2 separate regions of the Homo sapiens genome follow, and region 1 is linked to region 2. The links are chromatin loops, found by intact Hi-C in ENCODE. Cell type or tissue: B cell. All regions are shown on one strand. Links, peaks and the distances in the headings refer to the core of each region. The heading gives the core; the rest is flanking DNA.

Evidence for each region. Peaks named below come from ENCODE experiments on the same cell type or tissue, not always from the same donor. Only the 100,000 strongest peaks of a DNase experiment are listed, where the experiment ranks them.
Region 1: a loop joins it to region 2, with 38 times the contacts of the local background. A loop is called at or near these places in 17 of 110 quality-filtered maps.

What each region holds. Positions count from the first base shown.
Region 1 is chr1:55,326,903-55,341,704 of GRCh38, reverse strand. No RefSeq gene overlaps it. Among named protein-coding and RNA genes, the nearest start is that of MIR4422, 110 kb to the right of the region's middle. RefSeq lists enhancers at 3,456-3,545, 6,206-6,705, 6,706-7,207. In B cell, for the core only: a CTCF peak has its summit at 3,390 (motif pointing right); a DNase peak (open chromatin) is centred at 3,414.
Region 2 is chr1:55,130,453-55,145,114 of GRCh38, reverse strand. It overlaps USP24 (ubiquitin specific peptidase 24), which reads left to right. Exons shown (of 68, transcript NM_015306.3): 21 at 912-988; 22 at 1,996-2,136; 23 at 2,320-2,373; 24 at 3,384-3,499; 25 at 6,105-6,171; 26 at 6,397-6,507; 27 at 7,211-7,309; 28 at 7,427-7,600; 29 at 10,702-10,787; 30 at 10,952-11,045; 31 at 12,415-12,570. Among named protein-coding and RNA genes, the nearest start is that of USP24, 78 kb to the left of the region's middle. In B cell, for the core only: a CTCF peak has its summit at 4,379 (motif pointing left); a DNase peak (open chromatin) is centred at 4,384; H3K27ac peaks cover 1,587 bases.

The DNA.
Region 1 (14,802 bases), core at 1-8,000, 200 kb before region 2:
AAAGTATCACATATTCATTCAAAAAGTATGTATTTCACACCACGCTGTGCCAGGCATTGTTCTAGGCTGTAGCTGACTGATTGCATTAGTGGCCCCAAAGAATAGATTTCCTATATCTACCCATGGCTTGGTAACTTTGCAGTCTCTTCCATTCTGGCTCTGGGCTTGGCCATGTCACTTACCCTGTCCAGTGAGACAGTAGCAAACTTGACACAAGTAGAAGCTTGAGAAAACACGTACACATTTCCACTTCCTCTCTTGGACACCTTGCTACCCTCCTGACCCTCACATACACACACCAGGCAGTCTGGGATAACTTATTGGGGGATGAGAAGCCACATGCAGCAAGTTGAGTCTTCCCATCACAGTTATCCTAAGCCAGCCAGCACCTAGCCAACCTTCCAACTGATGTGATACATGGTAGAGACATGAGCTAGCCCAGCCAAACTCAGTCGAGTCTGGCCCAGATTAACAGATCATGCTTATTTAGAGGTTCATCAGAAATCATCAATGATTGTTGTTTTAAGCCACTAAGTATTTGGGGATAGTTTGTGATACAGCAATAGCTCACTGACACATAAGCAATGTGGATACAGCAGTGAAGAAAACAGACAATACTCTTGTACTCGTGGAGCTTACATTCTAGCAAAGAGTAAAGGGAAATGAAGGTGGAGAAAGGTAAAGCAAGACCAATTTTTGAAGGCCAGAAAGGCCTTACAGAAGATCTTGGCCACATTTCAAGAGGTAATGAGTAGCAACTGAGAGTTTTTTAAACAGCAAAGTGATATAAGTAGATTTTTATTCTAAAAAGATATTTTGGTAGCTGTGGAGAGGAGCAAGAATTGCAATGCACTGACCAATTAGAAATGTGCTCTGATAGCACCAGTGAGAAAATAAGGAGGCCTAAACCCTAGAATTGGCAATGAAGATGGAGAGAAAAGGAGTAGCTTGAGAAATATTTAGGAGGTAATGTTAAAAGAAGTTGCCAGTCATTTTTATTTGAAAAATGAAGAGAAAAGCAGAGTCGCATATGACAACAAATTACTTCTTCATTTATTTAATGAATATTTACTGAGGGTCCTCTATATGTCAAGCATACTGCGCAGGTATTAGGGATTTATTGGTGAGCAAAACTGGCCAGGAACCCTGTCTTCTGAAGTGTGGTGGTGAAGATCATTGATCAAATAGACACTTAGATAAACACACACTTACAAATTAGGACAAGTGGCATGAAGGAGAATAATAAGAAAGTTCTAATTTACAACCGGGCAGGAGCAGTTAGAGAAAGTCTCTCTGAAGACATTAAATTTAAACGAAGGCCTAATGAATGAGAAGAAATTTACCAGACAAAAAGTCAGAGGACAAGTATATCAGACAAAAACAAACAAATAAAAAATCATCTTGTTTGAAGACCTTGGGGCAGGAAAGGCTTTTGAAGATGTAAATGAAAAAGTAAGAAAATGAATAAAAGGAAGAGTGGCACAATATGAATGAGAGAGAGTAGCAGAGACCAACTTAGGCAGGGCCTGTGGTCCATGATAAGAATCTAGAATCAAAACTCAAAGTGCAGGAAGAAGTGACAAAAGGCAGGAGCAGCAGATCTGGAAGCAAATGCTGAGCTCATTATGGGAGGGACTACTAGGTTAAGGTGCCTGGAGAAATGTATGTGGACATGCCCGGATGGCATTAGAAAGGGAAGTCTGAAGGTGGTCAGAGAGGTCTGACCCAAAGACAGTGGTTTGGCAATTATTATTTGGAGGACACAGCTAAAACCAGACTTACGTTTGCAATCCCCCAAAGAGAATATGTAGATTGGAAGAGAAACCCACAAGTGGAAACTCTTGAAAAATTGAGAAAGAGACTGTAGCCTTCCCAGATGACTCAGGCTGGAATATTGTTACCAGGTCTCCACGCAATTACAGGAGGAAATTGGGGATGGAAATGAGAAGTCCAAGAGGACGCTCTTATGGTAATGGAATATTTATTTATATTCCTCTCTATGTCAAAATGTTATTATTGTTAATGAACTTGACTTGTCACATGTTGTGAATTTGGTAATAAAATAAAAACTCTAACTTGATCTTTAAGAAAAAATTTCGGACTGGCCAAAATAGCCTTTTCTCCTTGTAAATTTTTTTTAAGTCTTGGTATTGGCCTCAGTGTAAGGCCAGCCACTGTTAAATAATTTCACATGGAGCTATACCCTCTCCCTACTTCAATGCTAACTAAGATTTCAAATTTGAAGCTGCAGAGTTTGACTAAGAAAAGAAATGAAATAAATGTCAGGTGGCCCAGATTCTAATTATTGTCCTCAAAACCATTGGTAGGTGTTGAGACCTGAGCTAAATCATGTCTATCTGTACCTCAGTTTTGTCTCCTATGAAATTAGAAAAATGGGCTTGATTATGCCTCAAATCTCTTACAGAGTTCTATTAAAAAGGCAGGCCAGTAAGCCACTCTCAATGAACTTCTCTCATATCCCAAACCTACACTTATGTCATCTCATTTGATGCATACAGCCTCCTATGAGTTAAGTATTATTGTTGCCAGTTTAGAGATGGGAAGACTAAAGGTCAAAAAAGTCAGTGTTCTGGATATGAACTGGCAGTTAAACTAAATAAAATGTTGAAGTAAAGAGATACACACAGCCCTCAAAACATTGTGGCATTATAACTCCATCACTGAGATTTGTAGGGTGCTGAGCAGAATGTAAGCACTCTGACATAAGGTCTCAGGCACAAGTACACATCTCTTCAGTAGAAGTGTGAAAGCAGACAAGGACTATATGTAAACAAACATGGCCATGTTCCAATAAAATCATAGACACTGAAAAAAAAAAGGCAGTGTGCTAGTCTGTTCTCACACTGTTGTGAAGAAATACCCAAGACTGAGTAATTTATAAAGGAAAGAGGTTTAATTGACTCACGGTTCCACATTGCTGGGGAGACCTCAGGAAACTCACAATCATGGTAGAAGGCAAATAAGAAGCAACACCATCTTCACAGGGTGGCAGGGGAAATGCCAGATGCTTATAAAACCATTAGATCTCATGAGACTCATTCACCATCACAAGAGCAGCATGGGGGAACCACCCCATGATCCAATTACCTCCATCTGGTCCCGCCCTTGACACGTGGGGATTATGGAGATTGAGATTCAAGATGAGATTTGGGTGAGGTCACAGCCAAACCATATCAGGCAGTGTTATAGTAGAAAGAATTTGGGCTTTTGTGTCAGATAAGCCTGGGTTTTCATAGGTTCTAATATTTACTGTGCCAGTTATCAGTGTATCGCCTCTCAGTGCCACATTCATTCTTCATTGCCCAGTTTTGTGAGGCTGGAGCTGGACCCTATGAACATTTCTCCTTCACCGGCTGGTATTATATTAAGCTTTGTCAGTAGAGGGCACTACAGGCAAACTACAAGGGGACTTTTCTTCCTGGTTCCACACGCTTGCCTTCTTGCTCCTTGTCAATAGCAACCAGCTTGTAAAGGACATCCAGTTATGCTCATAGCTTAGCACGTTTCACCGGCATCCCAGAGGGTAGCTTCCCAGCAAATTTCAGCAGCACTTCCATGAGTGGCTCCCCAGGAAGTCTTGTCACACTCCCAGAAGACAAATCCCTGGAGAGTTTTGTCAGCACCCCAGAGGCTGGTTTCCCACTGTGGCACTTCAGCAAACCTCTCCATCCTCCAGTGGGCTATAGCCACACCCATCCAATGAGGTCTGAATCCCAGCCTTGAGGAGAGGGTGTTATCTTCCAGATGTGTTCCTTCCTTGGGTACCCTGCCTTAGCCCTAGAGGTAGTACTGCTCCCTAAATCCTCTATTCCTGCATTATTTCAAGTAACCCTTACCCCTCAGTAGTTAATCTTCCTTGTTGCTAGTTAGCAGCTCTTTATATTAAACTTTCCCTACTCAAATGAGTGTGCATTTTCTATCTTCTGACTGGACCCTGACTGATACGCTTAGAGAAATTCACTGTAAGCTCTCTAAGCTTCAGCTCCTTCTGCAAGATGAAAATAATAATACCTCTCTTGCCAAATTACCAGAAAAAAATTAGAGCTGCTGTAATATATAGCACTTAGAATGGTGTTAGTGACAAGTATGAAACAGTGGAAGCTTTTTATGATTATTATTGTTATTAAATTATTCAAGTCACACAACTAGTAAATTTTGGAGATGGGATTGAATTGGAATTTAAATGACTCTAAAGATGACTTTATTGCCACAGTTAAATGTTAACACATCCATCTCCTTAAAAACATGAGTCCTTTGAAGGTAGCAAGAGTAGAGGACTGCTTGCCACACCCCTGCCTCTGCCACCATAGTGCTAGGCCCCTACACACAATGACCTCGGGCCATTGCTCACACTCCACAGAGGTGGTATTAAATCTGGCAGCTTCCACTCCAGGTTGCTCTGGGCCACAACTAAGGCCGGCTCTGTGACCTTGGACAAGGTGTGTCCCCTCTCTGAGATGTTTTGTAGAACAGAAATAGTAAGAGTGGCTATCTCACAGAGGTGGAGTAGCAGAGACAGTATGAAACATTAAGCTGCAGCCGCCCTCCACGAGACCCCTGAACTGAGCAGGGGCTAGGGCAGGAGTGAGAGCTCAGCCCCGGCACTCTGGCCTCTGGACAGCAGCTCGGGTTCAGATTTCTTAAGGAAAATGATTTACACCTAAACCCATTCCAAAAGTGTCTCTGGATAAATTGGCTCTTGGTCAAATTATAAAAAAGAAAAATAATAACTAATTTTTGAGCACTTTATCCCTTGCTAAGCATGTCACATGGAGTGACTTATTTATTCATCATCATAACCCTAGCCTACCCCTATTAATAATATGCACATAACACCATATATCTATAGAGTTTTTTTTTTGGTTAAAGCAAACTTTCACATCTTTAATTCCCTTTATCTTCACCATGAGTCTAGGTGAACATTTTTATTATCTCCAATTATAGCTGTGTAAACAAGCCCAGAGAAGGGAGGTGACTTGCTAGTTGCAAGGAGAATTAGTGACAGAACCAGAGAACCCAGGTCTCAATCCCAGGCACCAGTGCTTTTTCAACTACAGGACTCAGCTGCAGAGACAAACACGGAATAAAATCGAACAATATGGAAAACCTCAAGAACAAGAATTGCTGCCATGCCAGGCATGGTGGCTCACACCTGTAATCCCAGCACTTTGGGAGGCCGAGGTGGGCAGATCACCTGAGGTCAGGATTTTGAGACCAGCCTGGCCAACATGGTGAAACCCCATCTCTACTAAAAATACACAAATTAGCCGGGCATGGTGGCGCACGCCTGTAATCCCAGCTACTCAGGAGGCTGAGGCAGAAGAATTGGTTGAACCCTGGAGGCAGAAGTTGCAGTGAGCTGAGATTGCGCCATTGCACTCCAGCTCAGGCAACAGAGCAAGACTCTGTCTCAAAAAAAAAAAAAAAAAAAATCAACTACAGGACTTTTCTTCTGTTCTTGACCTCCCCACCCTCTTCCCACAGATTCCTGCTTCACCCCACCCTCCCTCCTGCCCCTTCTTCTGCCTCTGATGCCTGCTATAAACTTTCCCCACCTCCTGCTCACAGACTCTGTGTTCTCAATTATGGAATCTTGGTTTGAGGGTATGCTCTGCACCAGCTGGCTGCATAATCTTGGAGAATCACTTCTGCTCTCTGGCTCTTAGTAGCCTCGTCTGTGAACAAGGAGAGGGATGGTACTATGTAATTCCTAAGGGCCCTTCTAACAGCAAATAGCCTGAACAGAAAACGGCTGATAAACCCATTTATACTAAAGTGTGACTGATTGCTGAGCAGGCTTGCTCGGTCATCTCATCAAAGAGAAGTTGCATTAAACAGGGGATGGCTGAAGAGGGTATTATTTAGCCAAAGGAATGACTCTGTCATTATAGAATGAAAGATACCTGGGGCTACCTAGCTGCAGTGTTTTGGACAACTTAGGGTTGGGAGATTCATGAAACGTTTTAGGTCTATCATATAAGCATGTTTCAAGCCCCCACAGAGATCATGGCCCATCCATACTCAAACTCCCTGTAGGTTATAGCATAAAATCCCTTGCCTGCTCCAACCCCTTCTTCCAAATCTATCCATTACTGCTTGCCCTTGTGCTTCCCCTCAAGCCAAAAGGAGCCCCCATTATTGCTCAAACATGGCTCTTTCCAACTCTTCATCTCTGCTATATACCAACCTCCTCTGGAGTCAAATTCCCTTTCCCTCCCTCCACTGACAAATTCCAATCACTCAGGGGGACCCACTCATATACACCATTTTCCTGAACTCTCTTTCAACCTACTTTTCTAAGTGGACATTTCTCCCTCTCCTCCAACCCCTTGGAAGGCTCACCTTGCACCTCTGATGACTCCGATGGCATTAGCACATGTGATCACCGTCACTAGGGAGCAGGCCCCTCGAGGGCAGAGGCTGCTTGTCTTAAAGTTTGTACAGAAAGTACACCTTGTAGACTCTCAGTAAGTGCCAGATGAATTGGATTAAGGAACTAACTGCCAGTGAGTGTTTGGAAGAGGCAATATGAAGAGTCATGTGCCCCCAGAAGTAGTTTGGAGCCACCTCCCCCAGCCTCTTTAGGCCATTTAAAGGCCATGGAAATACACCACCAGCTGCCCTTCACGAGGCCCAGCCAAGGATGCCGATGTGACCGCCACGGCTGCTGCCCCTCTACACCCTCCACCCCATGTGCACTGAGGCACAGCTTCCCTGGACAAGCACCCAGCCAATGACAGGCACGGTGGGGTGCTGGTGCCCACCCACTCCTACCAGATGTGGGCCTCCAGCCGTGGGCTTCTTGGCTTGGGAACTATGACAGCAGCCTGGCCAAGACTACCCTGGGGTGTGCTGCAGTCTGAGACCTTCCTGCCCAACCCTCCTTGCTTACCAGGTAACAGATCTGCTTTCCCAGGTAACAGATCTGCATCAAGGCTGCCAGCTCACCCTGCCAACTCCTGCTGTCTCTCCTTTAACCTTCATAAGCATTCCCCGAATACATCTCTCGAACAAGTAACCTTTCTTGGCATGTGCTTCTCAGAGAACCTCAACTAACATTTCCTCTTTGCTGGAGATGAGTTCACACATGATCAGCAAATGAGACCCATGTCCTTCATTTCTCCCTGCCCAGGAGCCACTGGGAGGACTAGCATCTGGAGACTGGATCCCCAGATCCCTTGCTCTATTCTCTCAGACCTCTTCAGCTCTCTGCACCTCCTTCGTGCTGACGTTGGCCTGCTTGCCACTCTGGGCCACTCCACCCCACAAATTTGACCCTCCAGCTACCTCCCTCCCAGCCTCCAACACAACTCTACTTCCTGGCACTGACCTCATCTTCCTCCCACGACTCCTGCATCAGGCTGGGCTGTGCCTCCTCAGACCCAGCCCTAGGGCTCCTCCCACAAGTGGCCTGCTTGAGGGGCAGCCTCCACCACCCATACATCCTCCACATTGGTGGTGGGGTCTCTGGTGGGCACAGCTTCCATCAGCTTCCATCTCCTAAGGAAAGCCAGGGTGGCCCCATTGAGGCCCTATCTGAGGGACCTTCACAGAAATGCCCGCCCAAAACAATGACAATGACCAGAGTGGGAGACACCCGCATGTCTTATGCACCAAATCCAGGAGAGGCAGAGATGTGTCACAACTGGAGCAGGAACTAGGGAGCTCAGACCCAGAGGAAAGGATTCAGAATGAGCACACTGGGATCAAACAGGAGAGAATGGGTTCCCAAAAGATTACCTCGGGTGCAGCTAGGACTGCTGTGGGTCAGCTGAGTGTCTCGGGATGAGGCTAGCCTGCCTCCAAGGGCAGATGGAAGGGATAAGCCATCACTGTGCCCACCCAGGCCTTGGCCACCCTACTCAAACAGCCTGGGAGGGCATGCAGCTGCCCTGGGTTCCTCCAGCAAAGCCTGAGATGGGCCTTGCTCTGCCTTGTTTGCCCCGTTCACCACCCCCATTTCCTGTCTTCCCTTTGTTCCTTGCCACGAGTTTCTCTCTGACTCCTCCCAGATACTGCAGAGGGCTGGACATTGACCCCCACAACCCTGCCACCAGTCACATAATTGCAGCTGTGCCCCTTCCAGCTGATTATCACCCACCGCCATCCCACCAGACGACTCTGGATGGCATCACATCTATGCACTGAACCACTGCCCCTGGAGACCTCCATCCTGTCCACCCACACTGCCACTCCATCGTCCCAGCCAAGGCTTCCTCCTTTTCACTGGGCCAAGCCCCTGAAGCCCCTGTGAAGTTCAAGGTCAAGTCTGCGACCAGAGGCTAATGACTTTTGTCTTTGGACCTCAGGATCCCACCTTACATTGAGGAAGTAGGTCCTCTCCAGATCATCCCTCAGAGCCTGCCCAATCTGGTAATCTCATAAGAATTTGATCCCATAATCCCGTAAGCACTTGGTTCTCAGTATCTCTTGTGCAAACACTATCTGTTTTCCCTTCCTTGTTCTCTGGAAGGGGCCACTAGGCCAGGCCGCAGCCATCTCCTGGCATCCGTTGCTACCCAATCTCTTTGTGAAGGGACTTCCTGTGCAGGAATAAGGAGACCTTCCCACTCCCCAGCCCGCTCTGTTCCACATCCCAGCCACTGGTACAGTGACCTTCCCACTCAGATCCACAGAAGGGGAGACTAAATAAATCCTTCGCAGACCCCAACACACACTGACGGCCACACATCTGCTGCACCTCCACTGTTCACTCTCACATGGGGAAAACACACGGACTCCCTAACACACATCCTCACACTCGCTACCCAGCACTTCCAATCGCTTCCTGTCTTAGAAACGCTCTGAGTTTATCATCGCTCTACACATTTCTAACACGTACAAACTCTTACACAAGCCCTCCCAATCCTCCTGCTCACATTCCTTCTCACTCTCTCTCTCTCTCACACACACACACACACACACACACACACACACACACACAGAGGGATCACTCCTTTCTTCACAGGGAAGAGGCACTGAACTCGGGCTTTGACCCTAGCTTCTCTCCTGGCATCTCCCCGGGGTAAAAAGGTGCTCCGCTCAGGACCTGGCTGCCCAAAGCCCCTGTCTCTGCTCTCCCACACACCCAACCAGCCTTCAAAGCCTCTCCTTCTCATTGCAAAGGCCAAAGTGAGCTACAGACAAAATCATGAAGACAACAAATGATGTTTTCTAAGTACCGAATAATGCTCTCAGGTGATGGAGGAAGTGCGAATGGCTGTGAGCTCTTGGACTTGAGCAGGGCTGACTACAAGAGGCTCCAAAGGAGAAGGAGTGGGTGGAGAAGAAGCTGAGCCTGAAAAATGGCACTCACCCCCTCAGGCACAGGAAGGGGGCTGGGAGCATTTGTAAGTGCATCATTTCTGCACCCCACCGCAAAACATAGCTATCCTTCCATACCAAGGGGCCACTTATTTAGCCAGTTTCCTCATCCTAAAACAGTAACTAGCATTGATGAGTACTTATTCTGAGCCAGGGACTGTGATAAATGCTAGACATATTTTAACTCATTTAAATTTCCTAACAACCTTACAAGGTAAACATTATTATAATCACTGTTTTTACAGGTGAAAAACAAAACTGAGGGTTAAGAGAGTTTAAAGTAACTTGCCCAAGGTCACCCAGCAGGTAAGGAAGGTTATATACAATCTGTGTGACCCCCCAAGCCTGCCGGTGTTAGAAACACCAGCCTCCAGCACCTCCCTATCCTCACTTCTAAACTCAGACAGAACCAAATTCAAATCCTGGCCCCACCATTGACTGACTGTGACTCCAGGTAAGCTACTCAATCTCGTTAGCCTCCATTTCCACACTTGTGAAATGAGAATAAAAGGACCTGTTTGGCAGAGTTATTGTAAGGACTACCGAGGGTTCACCTAAAGCACTTAACATATTGCCTAGCCCATAGTAGGTCCTCAACAAATGTCTCATCTCTGTCTTCTTGTAAAATTATGGCAGTACCTTCAAAGACCAAAGCAAGCCTACGAGGTAAAAGCCGAAGCCCAGGATATCAGATTTGGAAAAGGCCAGGCGTGAAGCTTTTTCAAATGTAGTTTTTAGTATAAATAAAAAATAATGTTCTCCTTCCTACCACGGAGGTTAGCCATATGGAACTCATTTCCCTGAGAGGCGGTGCGGGCTGAAGCCATGAGCAGGTTCAACTCAAGCTGAGATTGTTTGATGGATGACCGAGCTAGAAGGGGCTATTACAGATGAGTAATAACACCTCCTGTTTGTCCTGCATTTTACAGTTTACAAAAGCTTGCCCACCCATTATCTCATCTGATCCTCACAGCCACCCTCAGAGGTGGGCAATGTGGTCAAGGACATCAAGAATGAGGTCATCTCCATTTGACAGATGATCCATTTGACAGATGAAGAAACAGAGGCCCAAAGAGACAGCATGCTGCACCCGTAGTGATGGTCGGGCCTCAAAGAAAACCAGGCCAGCTGACAGTGGCCCCAGGACCCTTTCCAGAAGGGCAGGGGGGACTTCCTGTTAATAATAGCAGTAGCTAATACTCATTTGCCAGCAGGGCCAGGACAAGGGCAAAATGAGAAAGACACCCAGAACACAAAAGTTTTTTGGTTTTTGGGTTTTGGTTTTTGGTTTTTTTTTTTTAGACGGAGTTTCTCTCTTGTTGCCCAGGCTGGAGGGAGTGCAGTGATGTGATCTTGGCTCCTTGCAACCTCCATCTCCTGGGTTCAATCGATTCTCCTGCCTCAGCCTCCCAGGTAGCTGGGGGTACAGGTGTGCACCACCACACCCAGCTAATTTTGTATTTTTAGTAAAGACGGGGTTTCACCATGTTGGCCAGACTTGAACTCCTGACCTCAGGTGATCCCCCCACCTCAGCCTCCCAAAGTGCTGGGATTACAGGCGTGAACTACTGCGCCCAGCCCAGAGCACAAAATTTAAGGAGGCAAGCAAGCACAGGGTGAGTGTCTCCATAGATTTTTGCACCCTAGGCAGCTTACCCTAGTCCCAGCCCTGCTTTCCAAGCTCTGTTCTAAACACTTTATACATCTTAGCTTACTTAATCCTCATAACAAACCATAAAGCAGATACCATATCATCACCTTCTACAGACATGGACAACAAAGACACTCTTTTGCAGACATGGGAAAGAGAGAGGTGACGTAGATTGCTTAAGGTCTTATAAGAAGAGTTCACACTCATGCACTCAACTATCCTACCTACCCTGCCACACTGCCTCTGACCATGGCTACAGTCTCTAGGGCTCACCAGCATGGCCCTTCCAAGGAAGATCAATGAGTAAAACTGCAGAAGAAAGGAACTGACATTCAATGTGTTCCTGAAATATATACAGTCAACTCGTGTTTGTTATTTGCAGTAGTTATCTTCTGTAAAGTTACTGTGAACACAGAATTTGTGAATGCTGAACCATCTTTCCTAGGGGAAGTACAGAGTTAGGTTCCTGCAACCTCCGGTTGTTGCATTGTCATCAACTAATCAATACATAACTTTGTTTTATGTATTTCTGTTTAAACACACCTTATTAAACAAATACTGTTGATGTATTTAACATTGAACTCACATCCAATAGCACTGCAGCTTATACACAAACAAAGCTTATGTAACACACATTCTGTCCAGAAGGCATATTATAGACTTCTTGCTGTTAGAAACACTAGACAGTACTTTAGTATTACTCTTGAGGCCATCATAAACAGCAACATGGCCAAGAAAAAAGCACAAAAATGCAAACAACATAGCACTAAACAGATCATGAAGCGGCAGGAAATTGCGTTGTTCAGCCTCAGATGGAAACATGCATCAAGTAACTCAAATTTATCACCACAATGTACATGTCCACAGATGGCTGCAGAAACACCACAAGCATTATTTGGGGGTTACAAATAAATTTTAGTAAGTAGGTAAATTTGCAAATAGGAAATCTATGAATAATGAGCCGTAGATATGTACACACACACAATCATTATACTCACTTTACAGAGAAGGACACAGAGGCTCAGAGAGGCCCACTGACCTGCTCACTGCTGTATAGCTCCTAAGTGGCAGGATTTGAACCGAGGGTCATTCCTCCCAGATTTCCCGCCTTCAAAGACGGATGTTTGGATCTTTTCCATCATTCCTGGTCCTCCTTTTATGAACCCCAAAGAGCTCAGTGTTGTGTCACATAGGATTTGAAAGAATCAGAAGACCCAGGCTTGAGAGCCAGCCTGACCCTCAGTTTTCCCGTCTGTAAATGGAGATAACAGCTCCTTCCTCACCTGAGGGTTGTCAGGATGCTAATGAACCTGCAGGTGTTTGAAGTGTGAGTTACTGACTTTACTTCGCCTGCAAACAGGCCTTTCCCATTAAAGCTAATGCTTCCATTCCGGTGCTATCCCACTGAGCAGACTGGGATAGGTCCTGGCCCTCCCCCAGCTGGAACTGAGAGCCCTTTCCTGGCAGGCCTGGGGCTGTGAGAGGAGCCTATGAGCACACTCCGGAAAAGGATGCTCGTGCTTTCTCCAGTGGACAGTAATCCCTCACAGTCCCTTGCCTTCCTCCAGAGCCCAAGGTTTATTTTTAGAAACACAATTTTTTCTCCCTTTTCTTTTTCCTTCCAGGGTCCGATAGTGCAAAGATGGCTCCCGTAAGAGGCCCCTGTGCAAGCTGAGCCTGTGGCACTGTGGAAAGACTCCACACTTTGAAGTTAGACAGCACTGTGTCCAAATGCCAATGCCGCTAATAAGTGCATGACCCTCACTCGCCTGCTTGGACCCTCGGTTTTCTTATCGCAAAATGCAATGAGTAAAATAGTACCTGCCTATTGAAGGATTGATTGAAGAATTAAATGGGTTAAGGTCCTTTGCACTTTGCTGCTCCAAGCATGTCCTGGGACCAGCAGCATAGGCAACACCTTTTAGAAATGCAGGAACTCAGGCCCACCCCAGACCTACTGAATCAGAATCTGCTTTTTAACAAGTCCCCAGGTATGTATTAGAGTGTGGGCAGCATTGCCTTGGCACCCTGCCCAGCAGGTAATAGGTGTCAAATAAATACTATTATTGTTATTATATGGGTCCAATCCTCAAGTTGTTTACAGATAACTAATATGAGCACACAGATCATTAATGCAGGGCTAGTGGCATTTTGGGAAGGTAAGCAAATCGTCTGGGAGTAGAGATGGGAGAATGATTCCAACATTTGGGGGACTCAGCTAAAGCTTTTGACCTCAGCTTTGCCTATTGTTTTTGTTTGTTTTGGTTTGGTTTTGCTTTAATAATGTTCCGTCTTTTTAAATAAGTGTTTAACCTTTATTCTACACTAACTGTTCTAAGCTCTGTTCTGGGCCCTGTAGAGAGAAAGCTGAATGAAGCCATGTTTCCTTTGAAGTAGTTTACTGTCTAATCAGAGACACATAAACCAATAAACCAACAATCTCAAACTTTTTTTTTTTTTTTTTGAGACAGAGTCTCGCTCTGTCGCCCAGGCTGGAGTGAAGTGGCGCAATCTTGGCTCACTGCAGCCTCAGCCTCCCGAGTTCAAGCGATTCTCCTGCCTCAGCTTCCTGAGTAGCTGGGATTACAGGTGCCTGTCACCATGCCCAGGTAATTTTTGTATTTTTCATAGAGACAGGGTTTCACCATGTTGGCCAGGCTGGTCTTGAACTCCTGACCTCGTGATCCATCCGCCTCCGCCTCCCAAAGTGCTGAGATTACAGGCGTGAGCCACTGCGCCCAGTGAAAATTTTTTTTTAAAAAGTGTTATGATACAGAGATGGAAGCCAACAGGCCATGGAATAATGAATGGCTGGGGAGCTCACAGGACAAGATTGCCCCTCGGCCTTCCATCCCAGGGCAGACAACAATGCTTTGAACATTTTGCTATTTCCTATCATACCTCCTTTATCTTCTCTCTCCTTTTTCTCCCTCTCTCTCTCTCCCCACCTCCCCCACCTCTCTCTTTCTCTCTCCCTCACTCCCTGTCTCTCTCTCTCAGTGTTTTCACATAGTTGGGTCATATTATATAAATCTGCACATTGCCTTTTTGGCTAACATTATTACGTAAGTATTGCCCTATATGTAACTGACATGGTGAACAAATAGGACTCATAGGATGTGGTGCTTTTATTTTTGTCTCATAATAGCCTTTAAAATACATCGGGAAAAATTGTTCCTCCTCTGCCTCTAGATGAAAATTATGACAGTTCTCATGAATCTTCCGTTCACACGTATGTGATTTAAAAAAAAAAAAAAGCCCTGCCTTCTTTTTAAATCAAAGATGTAGTCTCAATTCAAGTATTAAAAGTCCCATGGAATAATCAGAGCTCCAATTTTCATTCAAAGGGTCAGCTACTTCCCCTCCCCATAGCTAGGGGACTGCTGCAAGCCAGAAGCTTTCTTTGCAGGGGAGTAGGTTGAGGAAAGGTATGATCCTTCTTCCCTCCTTCTCCACCTGATACTTCCACACTTCCTCACCCTTCTTACTAACTGTGCCTCCTCGCTCCCCAGGGATGGGGAGAGAGGAAAGAGAGGTAAAATGAGACAGGCAGGTAAGTTCTTAATGGACTGGTACTGTCATAAGACAGCTTTATCACACTCTCAGCTCAGCTGTGTTTAAAGCTCAGTCTGTGAGCTCTAAGCCCCACACCTGCAGTTCCTTTGACGCGCTGCTCCTGCAGCCCCAAGGAACCCAAACACTCGCCTCTCGCCTCTTTCTACAGAGTCTGTTTCTCCCTCTACCTCTCACACTAGCTCCCTCTCACACGTGGCCCACGCTCAATCCATGGGAAATACTCGGGCATT
Region 2 (14,662 bases), core at 1,369-9,368:
GAACTGTCTGTTTTGCAAAGTGCCACGCTATTTCGTAATCCCACCAGCAATATATGAGGGTTCCAATTTCTTCACATCCTCAACAATACTTGTTATTATCTGCCTTTTTTTATTTTAGACATCGTAATGGGTATAAAGTGGTATCAAAATTTAATGGGTGTTTTTTTGGTTTGTTTGTTTGAGATGGAGTCTTACTCTTGTCGCCCAGGCTGGAGTGCAGTGGCACCATCCTGGCTCACTGCAACCTCCACTTCCCAGGTTCATGTGATTCTCCTGCCTCAGCTTCCCGAGTAGCTGGGATTATAGGCGCATGCCACCATGCCTGGCTAATTTTTTATTTTTAGTAGAGACAGGGTTTCACCATGTTGGCCAGGCTGGTCTCAAACTCCAGACCTCAGGTGATCCTCCTGCTTCAGCCTCCCACAGTGCTGAGATTACAGGCTTGAGCCACCGCACCCGGCCAAATCTAATGGTTTTAATGTGCACTTCTCTGGTGACTAATTATATTAAGCATCTATTTATATGTGCTTATTGGCCATTTGTTTATATTCTTTAGAGAAATCTTAAAATCTTTTGCCCATTTTAAAATTGGTTTGTCTTTTAATTCTTGAGTTGCAAGGGTTCTTTATATATTCTGGGTACTAGCTCCTTATCAGATAGTTGATTTGCAAGTATTTTCTTCCATTATGTGAGTTGTCTTTTCACTTTCTTGTTAATGTCATTTGAAGCACTTAATTTTGATTATATCTGATTTACTAATATTTTCTTTTGTTGCTTCTGCTTTGGTACCATATCTAAGAAGCCAATGCCAAGAGTCTTATGGTTTTAGTTCTTGATCCACTTTGAGTCTTTTCATTGATTATCTGTGTTACGTAGAGTACATGAATTTATTTGGCATTCTATAATTACAGGTTTTAACTTATTTAAAACTTTTTTTGAAAATGTGAATCTTTGTGATCATCGATTGAAAAGACAAGGAGCTCAGTTGGTAAGTACGTTATTCTCAAATCTAGATAGTTTGGATAATCTAGTATAACTTGATATTCAGCAAAAAAAAAAGTGTTATAATTGAGAGATAACATGGATTTTTTTGGTAAAGAACAGCATCTCCTTGACTGCCAGCTTCTATGTTGATGACAGAGCTTCTCCTAGTGTAAGGGAGGCTCCTACCTGCACTACCATGCCTCACCAGCTACCTGCGAGGACACTGCTCTCTCTCACATCTCTCTGTTTCTGGCTGATCTAGGGACAGCCAGTGGCCTCCTGTGGCCACATGAATGCAGAGCAGGGATAGTTCACCTAAGCTTCGAACTCCTCAGATCCAGCAATTCACATGTACCTAAAAAAGCAAGAACAGTCTTCGTCCTGGGATCACAGTGGCAGGGATTTGGGGAGAAAAATTGAGGAATAGACAGTGAGGCAGGAAAACTAGGATGTACAGCTTATGTTTATATTTACACATGCTCCTTTAAAAAAAAAAAAGGCTTATTAACTCTTTTTCCAAGTCCTTTTTATTCAGGACATGGCTTCCTGGGTGGTTAGAATTTTTACAAGATTTTACAAGCCCTGGGTCCTACTGTTTACTACTGAGCTTTAGAAAGACCAGATTGAGCCCCAAGAATTAGTGACCACTTCTGGCTTGACTGTTTCCTTTTGAAGAAAAGCTCCTGAAGATGGTGCCCATCTCACTCCTGCTCTATTTCTGCTTCAGTAGCCTGTTGGGCTGTGTGTCCAGTTTGGGTCTAGGGATGTCTGAAGAGATATCTCTGTACCTATCCTGGTTCCCGTGGAATTTGCCCAGTGCTTCTGTGGTTGGTTGCTTTTTAAAGTTCCATATCAGTATAATATTATTTTCATATAGCTGAGGTTTTGCAGCCTTAATTCATATTGAACTGAAGAGGTGTGGACTCATGATGTAACAAAATAATTATCTGTGATTTTGTAACTTTGTGATCTTGATATGCTTTATAATTTAATTTTTTTTCTTTTGAACAGTATGTAGAAAAGCTGGAATTGATAGGAATGGATTTCATTTGGAAAATAGCCATGGAATCACCTGATGAAGAAATTGCTAATGAAGCTATTCAGCTAATCATAAACTATAGTTACATTAATCTAAATCCTAGATTAAAGAAGGTAGGTATCTAAGGAAAGAAGTTATCCATATACAAAAAAGCAGAAAATTATATGTATATTTTAGTGATAAGCTGTGATCCTTGGCATGACCAAAAATTGGCTTCTTTATTTTGATATTTTGTCCTGAATAATGATTACAACTAAATGTCAAGGACTAATTGTAATTTCCATATACTCTTTCAGGATTCAGTATCTTTACATAAGAAATTCATTGCTGATTGCTACACAAGATTAGAAGTGAGTAGCAAATTTTATTTAACATCTCTTTGAGGTAAATGCTTTTTTTCTTTCATAATTTTATATTTTTAGATAATTTATAATGTTGATGTTTGTGGCTGGATCCTATTGAAGAATTTATCAACAGTACCATATTGTGGCATAGGGAACAGATGTTTGCCCAGTATATAAGTGTACTCTATAGGAAATCTTTCTCCCTCTCACCACCTGTCTTCCCCACTCCATCCACCTTCCTCCCCTTTTGGAGTATAGGAACTATCTTCAGAAAATAGGTCACCTATACATTCCATATTTGTAATAGAATCTTTTTCTTTTTTTTCTTTTCCTGTTCAGGTATTTTATATAAGCACTGCTTCTTTTTTTGTTTTTCTTCATGTTTCACCTAGTTATACCATAAATGTTATTAAAGGCCACAGCAAGACAGTTAGTAGTAGGTGGTATTGGTTGTCTTTGTCCATTAGAAGCCTGCTGTGTAATGCTAGCTCACATGTATCTCTTTTATTTCCAGCATGACGGTTAAAGCCTTAAACATTCATATTCAGTTGATATGCTTAAGTTTTACATCTAAGCAAAAATGTTCCAAAAGCATAAAATGCTACTGCCTCCCAATTCCAATAAGTTAAGCTTTCTGGTGATAAATATGTGCTAGAATATGTACGGTATTTCCCTAATTGTGACTTCTATCCAAATATGTCATTATAAAAAAAATTCAAGTATTCGAATACCCCTTATGAGGTCCCATGTAAGTGTTAACATATATAGGGCACTAGTTCTCAGCTGGGGCTTATTTTGCCTCTGGGGGTCATTTGGTAATATCTGGAGGCATTTTTGGTTGTCCAACTAGAAGCATCCTACTGGTCCCTAAGTAGGTAGAGGCCAGGGATCCTGTTAAACATCCTACAGTGAATGCCCAGGACAGCCCTCTGCAACAGCAAATTATCCTGTCCAGAATGTCACTAGAGTCCAGGTTGAGAAACCCTGATAGAGAATGACTGTTTGGTATTTTTTAGGCAGCCAGTTCAGCACTTGGTGGCCCCACTCTAACACATGCTGTGACCAGAGCAACAAAAATGCTTACAGCAACTGCCATGCCAACTGTAGCAACCTCAGTTCAGTCTCCTTATAGGTAAGTGATCAGAAGTGAAAAATACACAACACACATATGTCAGTTTTTTAAAATGATTGGTGTTTTTTATGTAGGTTTCTCAGTTATTGATTTCCTCATTTTATATCATAATTTTTGCAAGCTGTCATAATCCTGAGAATTACATGTTCCCCATCATACATCCCTGAATCTGTGCCTCTTTGGAAGTTCTGTGTGTAGGTCATCACCAGGACCACCCGAGTACTTCCCTGTCCCTATCCTTCTACCTGGTGGACAGGTCTTCTTGTTTTAGTTTTTATTTGATTCATTTTACTTTTATTCTATGTAGTATGAATAACTTACTGTTTAGAATGCAATACACATACATTGTATGAAAACTACTTTTTTTCAAGTTAAAAATATTTACTTAGATATAGCTTTTCTCCTTGAATAGTCAAACTCAGGGCATTAATAGGGTAAGCAGAATGAAGTAGAAGATGATTAATTAAAAGTATGCATTATGCTTGCATATGATTAGTGACTATAATCATAGTCACTAAAATATTATTCAAATAATAAAAGTATTTTTCAAAATAATTTTTAGTGAGAACTTTATCCCCAAATGTTTGTGTGAAAACTTTAAACTGACATTGTCTCAATCACATTGCTGTTTTTTGAGTTTTCAGATATTGATGAAATCTTGAGTTTAGTGTCTGCTGTAGTTCTCTGATAACAGATTTCACTAAACTCAGATTTCATGAATAGGAGATATAGGAGAAACCATGCATAATTTGGAACATTAGATGGAAGTAACTAAAATACTTTTGTGGGTTTTTTATGAGCCTCTGCTGGTAAGCAACACCACGTCATTATTTCCCAGAAAACTGGCGAGTGCTCTGAGAAGGACTTGCTCTCCCTACCTCACTCTGCTGCTGCCCTCTAGTGATGGGTACTCATAGAGTCTTTCTCTACTCTAGAATGGCTATTCTTATTCACAACGGGATATTCCTTTGCTTGTTAAAGCCTTCCTTTAAAAAGGGGAATCAAAGCAATGAGTCCTTTCTTCCATTCTTCTTTTTTAAAATGAGTTGAGTATTGTGTCACTGTACTTTGTTAATATGAAGGAAGCCAATAAACTCAGCTTTCTCAGACTTCTTTTTTAAATGGCAGAAGTAATGATAGATTCAACTCATGATAAGAACACTAACATGACTTTCACATTCCCACATTCTTGGAAGTATTTCTCAAATAGACTTTCATTTAAAATGTGTATTAAGAATTCCCAATTATGTGTTTGTAATATGTAGCCATCTCTATGACTCAGTTCCTTAATGGTTCATTTATCTGATAAATTCGAATGTAAGTATATTTATGTGCTATTGGGTTAGGATGTCCAAACTCCTACTTCTTTAAATGAGTATGCTTTTTGTTTTTTTCTCTTTACTAAGTGCTTTTTATTCGGAATCATTTCATATTTGGTGGACTACAGAGAAAACCACATAATAATTTTAAAATATTATAAACTCTAAATAGGGTTAATAAGAATATATAGCTTCAAAGTCGAATTTGAACCAGAACATTGTAGTTTATCTCATTTCACTAGTTTGGAAAGAACTTTTCAGTATCCATAATTGTTCCAACTTGGGGTGGGGGGGGTTTCTGTCATCTGTACAGTATTTCATAATACTGTCTGTGATTTAATTCATTATTGAGGCATAATTAAAAAATAGTTCACTCACTTATTATGGACTTAGATATTTTCTAAAAATTTTTCGTCTGAATTTCAAGTTCTAGTTCTTGCCCATAGACTGGAATAATTTAGAACTCTGTTAAGTATATTTAATAGAACTGCTAAAATGTGTTTAACCAGCTGTTTTTAGAGTGAAATTTTTGGTACTGCTAATCAGCATACCAGACCAATTGTTAAAAAATGGTAGTACCTCTTTTCAGTTTTAGAAATATACCTCTTTGAAATATCTAGACTCTCTGGAATAGAAAATGTTTAAATTAAGGGGACTTGGATTTTCATTTCTTAATGTTAATACATGTAATGTTCTTTTTAGTAAAGTATGGGGCTATGACTATATAAGCTGATGAATATTGCAGTCTGATTATTTCAAATGATAAGTAAGATTCCATAAGTCTTCAACCAAAAGAGACCTCAGATCTCATTTTTAGATAGCAACTTTTGTTTGTGTCGTACTTACTGATTTGCATTTGTCTTCTAATTCTCAGGCAGTTCAGAACTTTGTCAGATTTCATGTGTTCACAGAATTGTATATCATATTTTAGTTATAAGATAAAGTCAGACTCACTCATTTCATTCTTGATAAATTAATGGACAGATAGGCCTAGAAACCCAGGTCCTCCATTTATGGAATAACTGTTTAAAGAAATGAAAAGAAGAAAGAAAAGGAAAGGAAACATGGGGAGGTATAGGCTTCTCCCTTATTCCATCTGTATGCTACAGCTGTGAGCTTGTAGAACCACCTCCCCATTGGGTAAAAGGGAAGTTTAATCTTTGCAAATTTCAGTCTTTGACCAGTGAGTGCTAACTGTTATTGTGGTTTTGGTGAAACAGACTAGAACTGAGCTCAGATCATCACACTTCAAATACATTTTAATACTTTTTTTTTTTAATCTATAGATCTACTAAACTTGTAATAATTGAGAGATTGCTGCTTCTGGCAGAGCGCTATGTGATCACTATAGAGGTAAGCCACTTCCTTTTTTTAAGATGTATGTTGCTTAGGCTGGACTCAAGCGATCTTCCCACCTCAGCCTTTCTAGCAGCTGGGAGTTTAGCACACACCACCACACCCAGTTAGCCTCTCTTTTCTTAAAAAAGCATCTTCATTCATCATATATACATAGATATGTATTTTTGATGTGTTTATCAGTGGTGCTGTCCATCTGACTTGACTTATTCGTTTTTTAAGGATTTTTACTCTGTTCCACGAACTATTCTACCTCATGGTGCCTCATTTCATGGACATCTTTTAACCCTTAATGTTACCTATGAGTCTACCAAAGATACCTTCACTGTCGAGGTAGGTTTACATTAAGAACTACAGCCATTTTCATGTTGTCTTATTATTTTCATAAAGCAGTCTTGATTGAGTTAGCTGCATGAATAATCATTCTAAAGGTAGTTTGGTAAACAAATGTAGAATAAAGACCTGAAATGAAACTGTGGGGTACAAGCAGATATATAAATAAATATTATATAATGTCAAGCGGTGGTTAAGTATTGTAAAGAACAAATAAGAGTAAAGCAGGATACATTGGTGAGGAGGGTGATAAGATGGGAATGCACAAAATATTTTAGGTAAAGATGGACAGGGAAGGTCTCTCTGAGGTGGTGACATTTGAGCACAAACTTGAGTAAAGTGACAGGGTAAATGACGTTTGCTTGGGAGAACATTCCAGGCAAATGGAAGAACAGGTACAAAGGCAAGCAAGGTGGCTGGTGTGAGGGGAGCACAGTGAGAAAGGGAAAGAGTGGACAACGCTGCAGTGGAAGAAGGGCTTGAGGTCTCATTCCACGCTTGATGGGGAGGAGGTGGAGTGTAGAATGGAACATAATTATAGCAGAAGGGAAGCCTCACGAGGGCAGGGGTTCTTGTCTTTATGTTCTCTGCTGTGTTCCCAGCTTCTAGAACAGTGCCCAGTACCTAGTAGATGTTCACTCACAGTTGTTTAAATGAATAAATAAATGAATTCTCTCACAACGTGTTTAATTTTATTTTACAGGCTCACAGTAATGAAACCATAGGGAGTGTCCGGTGGAAAATAGCCAAGCAGTTGTGCTCTCCTGTGGATAATATACAGATATTTACAAATGATAGCCTGGTAGGTTTAAATAAGCAGTTTTGATGAATAATAAATGATATAATATAAATATTTAGCCTGATATGAATAATTTCCTCTTCCTTTTCCTCTCAATAATTAAGAAACCACTTTTTGCAGCTGACAGTGAATAAAGATCAAAAGCTACTCCACCAACTGGGCTTTTCTGATGAACAAATCCTTACAGTGAAGACTTCTGGCAGTGGGACCCCATCTGGGAGTTCAGCAGATTCTTCAACCAGCTCCAGCAGCAGCAGCAGTGGGGTTTTTAGTTCTTCATATGCCATGGAGCAGGTACTGGGTGATCAATTTCCATTTAAAAACAAGAACTTAACAGTCACTGTCTTTTTGTTCTGACTCTTCCAAACTGTATAACAAATGCTGGGATTCATTAGTGTTCAAGCTTGTTGTGTTATTTCTTCCATCTTAAAAAAATCTCTTCATCCCACTTACACCTTCAGTTACTGCCCCATTCTCCTTCCAAAATCAGCAAAGCTCCTTGAAACAGTTGTCTGAACTCGTTTCCAGCTTTTCTTTTGCCATCCTCTCTTGATCTCTGTTGATAAGAATTAGCCTCTTTTCAAGTTGGTCTGTCACCTCCACCTCTTAGTCCTCATCTTCTTGACATTTCATTGAAGCTGATACGTGTGATCGCTTCCCCCTTGGAACACTCTTCACTTGGCTTTCGGGACTTGGTGTGAATTTCCACTGTCTCTCCGCCTGTTTGGTTTTTTATTTGGTTGGTTTTTTGTTTTTTGGTCTCCTTTGCCAATTTCTCTTCATCTCCCTGATCTCTGTACTGAGAAGTTCCCTGGCCCAATCTTTGGACCTCTCCTCTGTCTACAGTCATTCCCTTAAAAATCTCATCCAGTCTCCAGTCTCTGCATATTGTATGTACATTGCTAACTTCCACTTTTTAGTTTTAACCTGAAATAAATGGATCCATCCACTTAACATCTCTTAAGTGTCTACTAGGCACCCCAATCCTAATTTATCCCGAATTGAGCTCCTTATACCCTTTTCCCCACTACCTCACTCCCACCCCAAATCTCTTCTTCCCACAGCCTTGTTGTATCTCAAATGATGGCATCTCCAGTCTTCTAGTTGGCTCAGGCCAGAATCTTTGGGTTCCTTCTTTCACACCCGTGTCCATGACCAAATTCTTGACTCCACCTTCAGAATCCATCGACAATCCAGCTACTTTTTTCTGCATCCACAGCTTGCACACCAGTCTAGGCAATCACCATGCCTCACCTGGCATATTTTAGTAGTGCCCTAACTGCTCTCACAGTTTCTGCTCTTAGACCAGTTCAGTCTCTTCTCTACAGGGCACCCAGTGGCCCAGGATCTTACTAAACATAAGTCAGATTGTACCACTCGGCCCGAGTGGCTCCTGTCTCACTCAGAATAAGAGCCAGTCTTTACTGGGACCTTCAGGGCCTTCCTAATGTGTCCCCCGGAGCCTCTCCAAGGTTGTCTCCTGTGAGCTTCTCTCACCACTCCAGCCTCACTGGCCTCCATGTTGGTCCTCAAATAGCATGGTCTGTGAATTTGCTCTTCCCTGTGCCTAAACTGTTCTTTCCTGATGCAGGTGGCTCACTCTCACTTTCTTCAGCTTTTACTCATATTCTCAGTGAGCCTTCTCTGACTGTCTTGTCTAGATTTTCAGCCTCTTTCCTACCCCTGTATTTCTTTTTATTTCCCTTCCCTACTTTATTTTTTCTTTAGCATACTATATATTTTATTTATCTTGTTTATCTCTCTCTCCCAATAAAATGTAAGCTCCATGAGAGCAGATTTTCTTCTGTTTTGTTCACTGCTGCGTCCTCGACACCTAAAACAGTGCCTAGAACATGATAGGTACTCAATCAATATTTCAATGACTTCATGAATTAGTTTATTTTGTACCTTCTCTGTGTTAGGACTCCAGGTGTACAAAGCTGCGTAAGACTGTTCTGCTTTTTAGGCTTTTATAGTCTAGAAAGCAAGCTAATGTAAAGTAAAGGTATTTAAAAGACATATAGGGTTTTTTTTCCCCTATGGTTATTATATATATTTCCCCCTATGGTTATTATATATATTTCTTTAATTCCAAATGTAAGACTTTGTGTGACTGCATCTTTTTAATTTACAGAGCATAAACCTTACTAGAGAGATCAAAGAACTCTTCAAGTTTAGTGCAAGTTGAGTAGTCTTTAGGATTTTAGAATATTTGCATATACATAATGAGATATCTTGAGGATGGGACCCAAATCCAAACACTAAATTCATTTATGTTTCATATACACCTTATATACACAGCCTGAAGGTAATTTTATACAACATCTTAAATAATTTTGTGCATGAAACAAGATTTTGACTGAGATCGGTTACATGAGGTCAGGCATGGAATTTTCCACTTGTGGTGTCATGTTAGCACTCAGAAAGTTTCCGATTTTGGAGAATTTCACATTTCAGATTTTTGAATTAGGGATACTCAGCCTGTGTTGGTATTGTGGGGTTGTCAGAGTTAACTGTATTTGAAGACTGGGTGTGGTGGCTCATGCCTGTAATCCTAGTAGTTTGGGAGGCTGAGGCAGGAGGATTGTTGGAGGCCAGGAGTTCAAGACCAACCTGGCCAACATAGCGAGACCCCCATCTCAATTTTTTTAAAAATTATATTTCATATATAACAAGAATTTTAAAAAGAAACCCCACTCAGAATGATATTATAGCAGCTAAATAACAAAAACAGTGTACATAGTATCTTCAAGTTTAATAATTTTTAACTGTCTCACATTTATCCTGAATTTATTAAAAATCTTCCCACTTGTAAATACGTTGTGTAATGATGTCCGATTTCTTATTCCTTATAACCAGAAAATAGTGCTTTAGTCATATCTGAATCTCTTTTATGCAGTTATAACCATTTTGTCTTTTCTGATCTTTGGGAAAAAAACATGGTAACTTCTTTGTCTCAACTTAAATTACATGTATTTATTGTTGTGTGTGAATGTCGATACATAAACACACTACTTTTGTTTTCACATCACTCCCCCTGTTCTCTACTGGGGAGCAGTCATTAGCTCAGTGGTGCCTACTCTCCATTATATTAATTACACATGCTCTCTGCTTTACCTCTCTTCTACTGTGCCTGCCTTTTGGCACCTTAGTCCCTTCACTAGCAGGTGGCCAGGAGAAGGGAGAGCAAGTAATACACGCTAGGAGGTAGTGATCCCTCGTCTAATATGTTACCATGTGGTGTTCTTCAGTACAGACGAGCACTGTGCTTCCCTCAAGCTTTACAGTGACCAGCCAGCCTTTCAGAACTAGTATTTTTATTGTTTGTAAGTTTGATTAGGAAAGGAGAACATTCTTTTGTAAATTTGAATTTCTATTTTGCTTTTTTCCATCAGGAGAAATCCCTCCCTGGTGTAGTGATGGCTCTCGTATGTAACGTATTTGACATGCTTTATCAGCTCGCCAATCTGGAAGAGCCAAGGTAAATATAAATATTTGTGAGGCTTGGCAGAGAGAAAGTTACTAACATTAGGGAGCCAAGTAACTTTTCACTTGAAATGCATTTTATTTTATATTCCATACTAATGGACTTTGTTGAATTAAACTATGGCTTATATGAAAAAATTTGTATTTGAAAAACTTCAGGATAACTCTACGAGTACGGAAGCTTCTGCTCTTGATACCCACTGATCCAGCCATTCAGGAAGCCCTTGATCAACTTGATTCTTTAGGAAGAAAGGTATGAGTATTTTTTAACTAGCATGGCAATTTTATATCACAATTCAGTGAGTGAAAATACAACCTGAAATCACATCAAGGTCATATGATACCATCTTTCCCATAATGTTTTTTCTTCTTTTGAAAAATACCTTCACCAGCCCAGTGCAGTGGCTCACGCCTGTAATTCCAACACTTTGGGAGGCCAAGGTGGGAGGATGGCTTGAGCCCCAGAGTTCAAGACCAGCCTGGGCAATGTAGGGTGACCCCATCTCTACAAATAAAAAAATTAGCTGGTGTGATGGCATGTACCTGTAGTCCCAGCTACTCAGGAGGCTGAGGTAGGAGGATAGCTTGAACCCAAGAGGTCGAGGCTGCAGTGAGCCAAGATTACACACTGCACTCTGGCCTGGGCAACAAAGCAAGACCCTGTCTCAAAAAAAAAAAAAAAAAGAGAGAGAGAGAAATACCTTTGCTATAAATGGAAATCAGAACTTAATGTTGACTTTTAAAGTATTTATATAAAGTCAATAATGACATCAGGTGTCAGAACTGGAAGAGCCTTTAGTACCATCTACCTTTCCACCTCCTCATGTTATATATTAGGAAGCCAAAGCTCAGAGGGATGAAGTTACTTGTCCCAGATCAGACTCTAGTTGTGATTCAGTTGAGACGTTTTTCATTACCCATGATGCCTCTTTGAATCTGATCATTGCGTATGTCTGAGTTGCTAATATAAATGGATTATCATTTAATTTTTTCACAGTTGATATTTAAAGTTCATTTTTGTTAATTGTTAGAATGTTGTTCCTTAAGGGATTTATCCATATATTGAAATTGTGTCGTATCTATAATATTGTTTAATTATGTTCTCAGAATAAATTGATGTAGAAAAAGTTGTTAGAACTATATTTTCTATTTTATAATTTAGTGGTAGAAATTTAGATCAGCTCAGTCATGTCATTTATTGCTTATACACTAATTTAAAGGATAAAACTAATGTAATTATAAAATATATCACTAGTATTAGCTTAACAGATTTTTCAAGCCTACCACTTTAGCAATCTTATAATTTTATTATCAGTATTTAGAGATACAAATTTTAAACACAGAAACTAATTAAAATGACCTTCTCAGGTGTTGCTTAGAATACATGCTCAAAAGCATTCACGTAGTATTTGAATCTTATTGAACATTTAGAATTTGTATGATGAAGTTTGATGTTTTAATAGTTACGGAGTGATGTGGTTTTATGAAGTTAATTTTTAGAAAATAGCATTGGTGTGGCTTATATTAAAGAGGGAAAGAATATTAGGACGTGTACTAAGATCTGTTTCTCTTTAATTTGTCCTTTTAAGTAGTTTATGTCTTTCTCATTCTCTTAAACTTAGAAAACATTGCTGTCTGAATCAAGTTCTCAGTCCTCAAAATCTCCATCCCTGTCATCAAAGCAACAGCACCAGCCAAGTGCCAGTTCAATTTTAGAAAGTCTGTTTCGATCTTTTGCCCCGGGAATGTCTACCTTCAGAGTGCTCTACAACTTAGAAGTAAGAAACCTAATTTCTTTCCATTTCATTTTGACAGGTCTATTTGGATTTATCGATTCATGCTTTCAGATGTCAGAAATAAGTAAATAGGTTTCTGTTATGTGATGATTGGTTGAAAATTAGTTTTAAGAAATAGATTATAAATTGAAACGTTTTTGCCTTTGAATATGCAAAAGATATTTTTATTACTACCTTAGCCCATTTGGGCTGCTATAACAAATCACCATAGACTGGATGGCTTAAACTGCAAGCATTTATTTCTCATAGTTGGAGTGGCTAGGGAGTCCAAGATCAAGGCACCAGCAGATTCGGTGTCTGGTGTGGGCTGGCCTCCTGGTTCATAGATGGCACCGTCTCACTGTGACCTCACTTCCAAAATAGGAATTTTAGGGGAATACAAACACTCAGTTCGTTGTAATTAGCCTCCCCAAAAGAAGCTTTAATACATTTAATTGTTTACTGTCTACAAGTCATGGTGGTGGTTAAGGGAACAGAGTTGAAAAAACAAGTTACTCACTCCAAGATCTTATGAGTAAGACATATGGAAGCTGGATATACTGAGTCTGGATGGCAGAGTGTAAACAAAGCACTATGGGAAAGTGACCAACTGAAATCAGTTCTGCTCTTGGAGAGTAATAGGTCAGACCCTCATACCACTCTTGGTCTGAAGAAAATAAAGCCCTGAATGATTTTGCTTTGTCTTAGGAAGTTATATCCAGGCACTAAAGAATAGAATCCATATCAGTGCCTAAGCAGTCTTAATTATTATATCATGTATCTTAAGTACACAAAAGTCAAAAATTTTAAGAGGGTACCTGCATTTTTTCCAAGTTTCATTTCATGTGACAATCTGATTGGGAGCATATAATTATAGTCCTTCATTTTCCCACTCCACTTGTTGCTTGTATGATGTGATAACTTTTCATACAAGCAATATCTTACTGCTTCAAGGTGTGATGACATTTCATATTTGCCTTAATCATTCCTGTGAAAAGACATGTTGGTCTAAAAAGAAAAAATATTTAGCAAATATTTTAAAAATTAAGTATGTCCTTATTTATATGGACATTTAAAAACATATGCAGTATTCAGCATGGAAACCACGTTTGAGGTTGAGTCATCCTTGTGTTTAAGAATTAACTTTATGAAATGTAGTAGCATTCAGTGTAGTATTAAGTTATAACAACAGCATGGAGTACCAAAGTGCTTTCTATTTAGATTATATTTTACATTTTCGTGCATACTGAGGAGGCTTATTCAAAATGAAAATACTAACTTAATGTTCACCCTGTTTAATAAACAGATGTCAAAAAATAAAATATATGCAGTATTTCCAAAACAGAAAATTGCCTAGGAATTTTTAGCCCATTTAAGCCTAAAGAATTTGCATCTTGTGATTCCTGCCAGATCTGTCATTTGTTTTTGAATGATTATCTCCAAAAAGTTCAAGTGTAATTTTAAACACCTATATTTAATAGAAAAACAGAATGGTCCAACAATGGGTCTAGCTTGTCATCAACTATCTAAATTCCATTATCTTAGAGCCATAGCACTGCAGTGGTAAAATACCTCTGGTATCATTTTAAGACTTCTGAGTAGGTGTGAATTCCTTTGATATTTTTTGTTTTGCTTTAGGTACACAAAATAGTTGGAAACCTAACACTCCCAAAAGCTTTTATTTTGCTGTCAGCTAAAAGGTTAATTTCTTTGCAATTTGTTCATTAACTTTTATTTACCTGCTAGGAAACTTCAAAGTGAATATTTCCTTGTCTTTGAGGAAACCTGTCAGTTCACTAAATTGTTGTCCATTAAGCATGAGGCAGCTGGGGTCAGAGTGTCCATGTAGACGAAGAGCTATATATATTTGAAAGGCTTAGAAGAGCACAGGTTCCTTTTCTCCCATGTAATGCTCATTATCCCAGGTTGGTGGACCTGTTTCTCCAGAGCAACCTAGGAAGAAGGCATCTTTAACAAAATCCCACATTAAGTTCTAAACTCATAAAACTCATGGGTTCATAGAAGCAGATTTTTTAAGACTAGAAAATGATCTTGAACTACATCTAGTTTAAGACTGAGGCAATGAGAGTCTTTA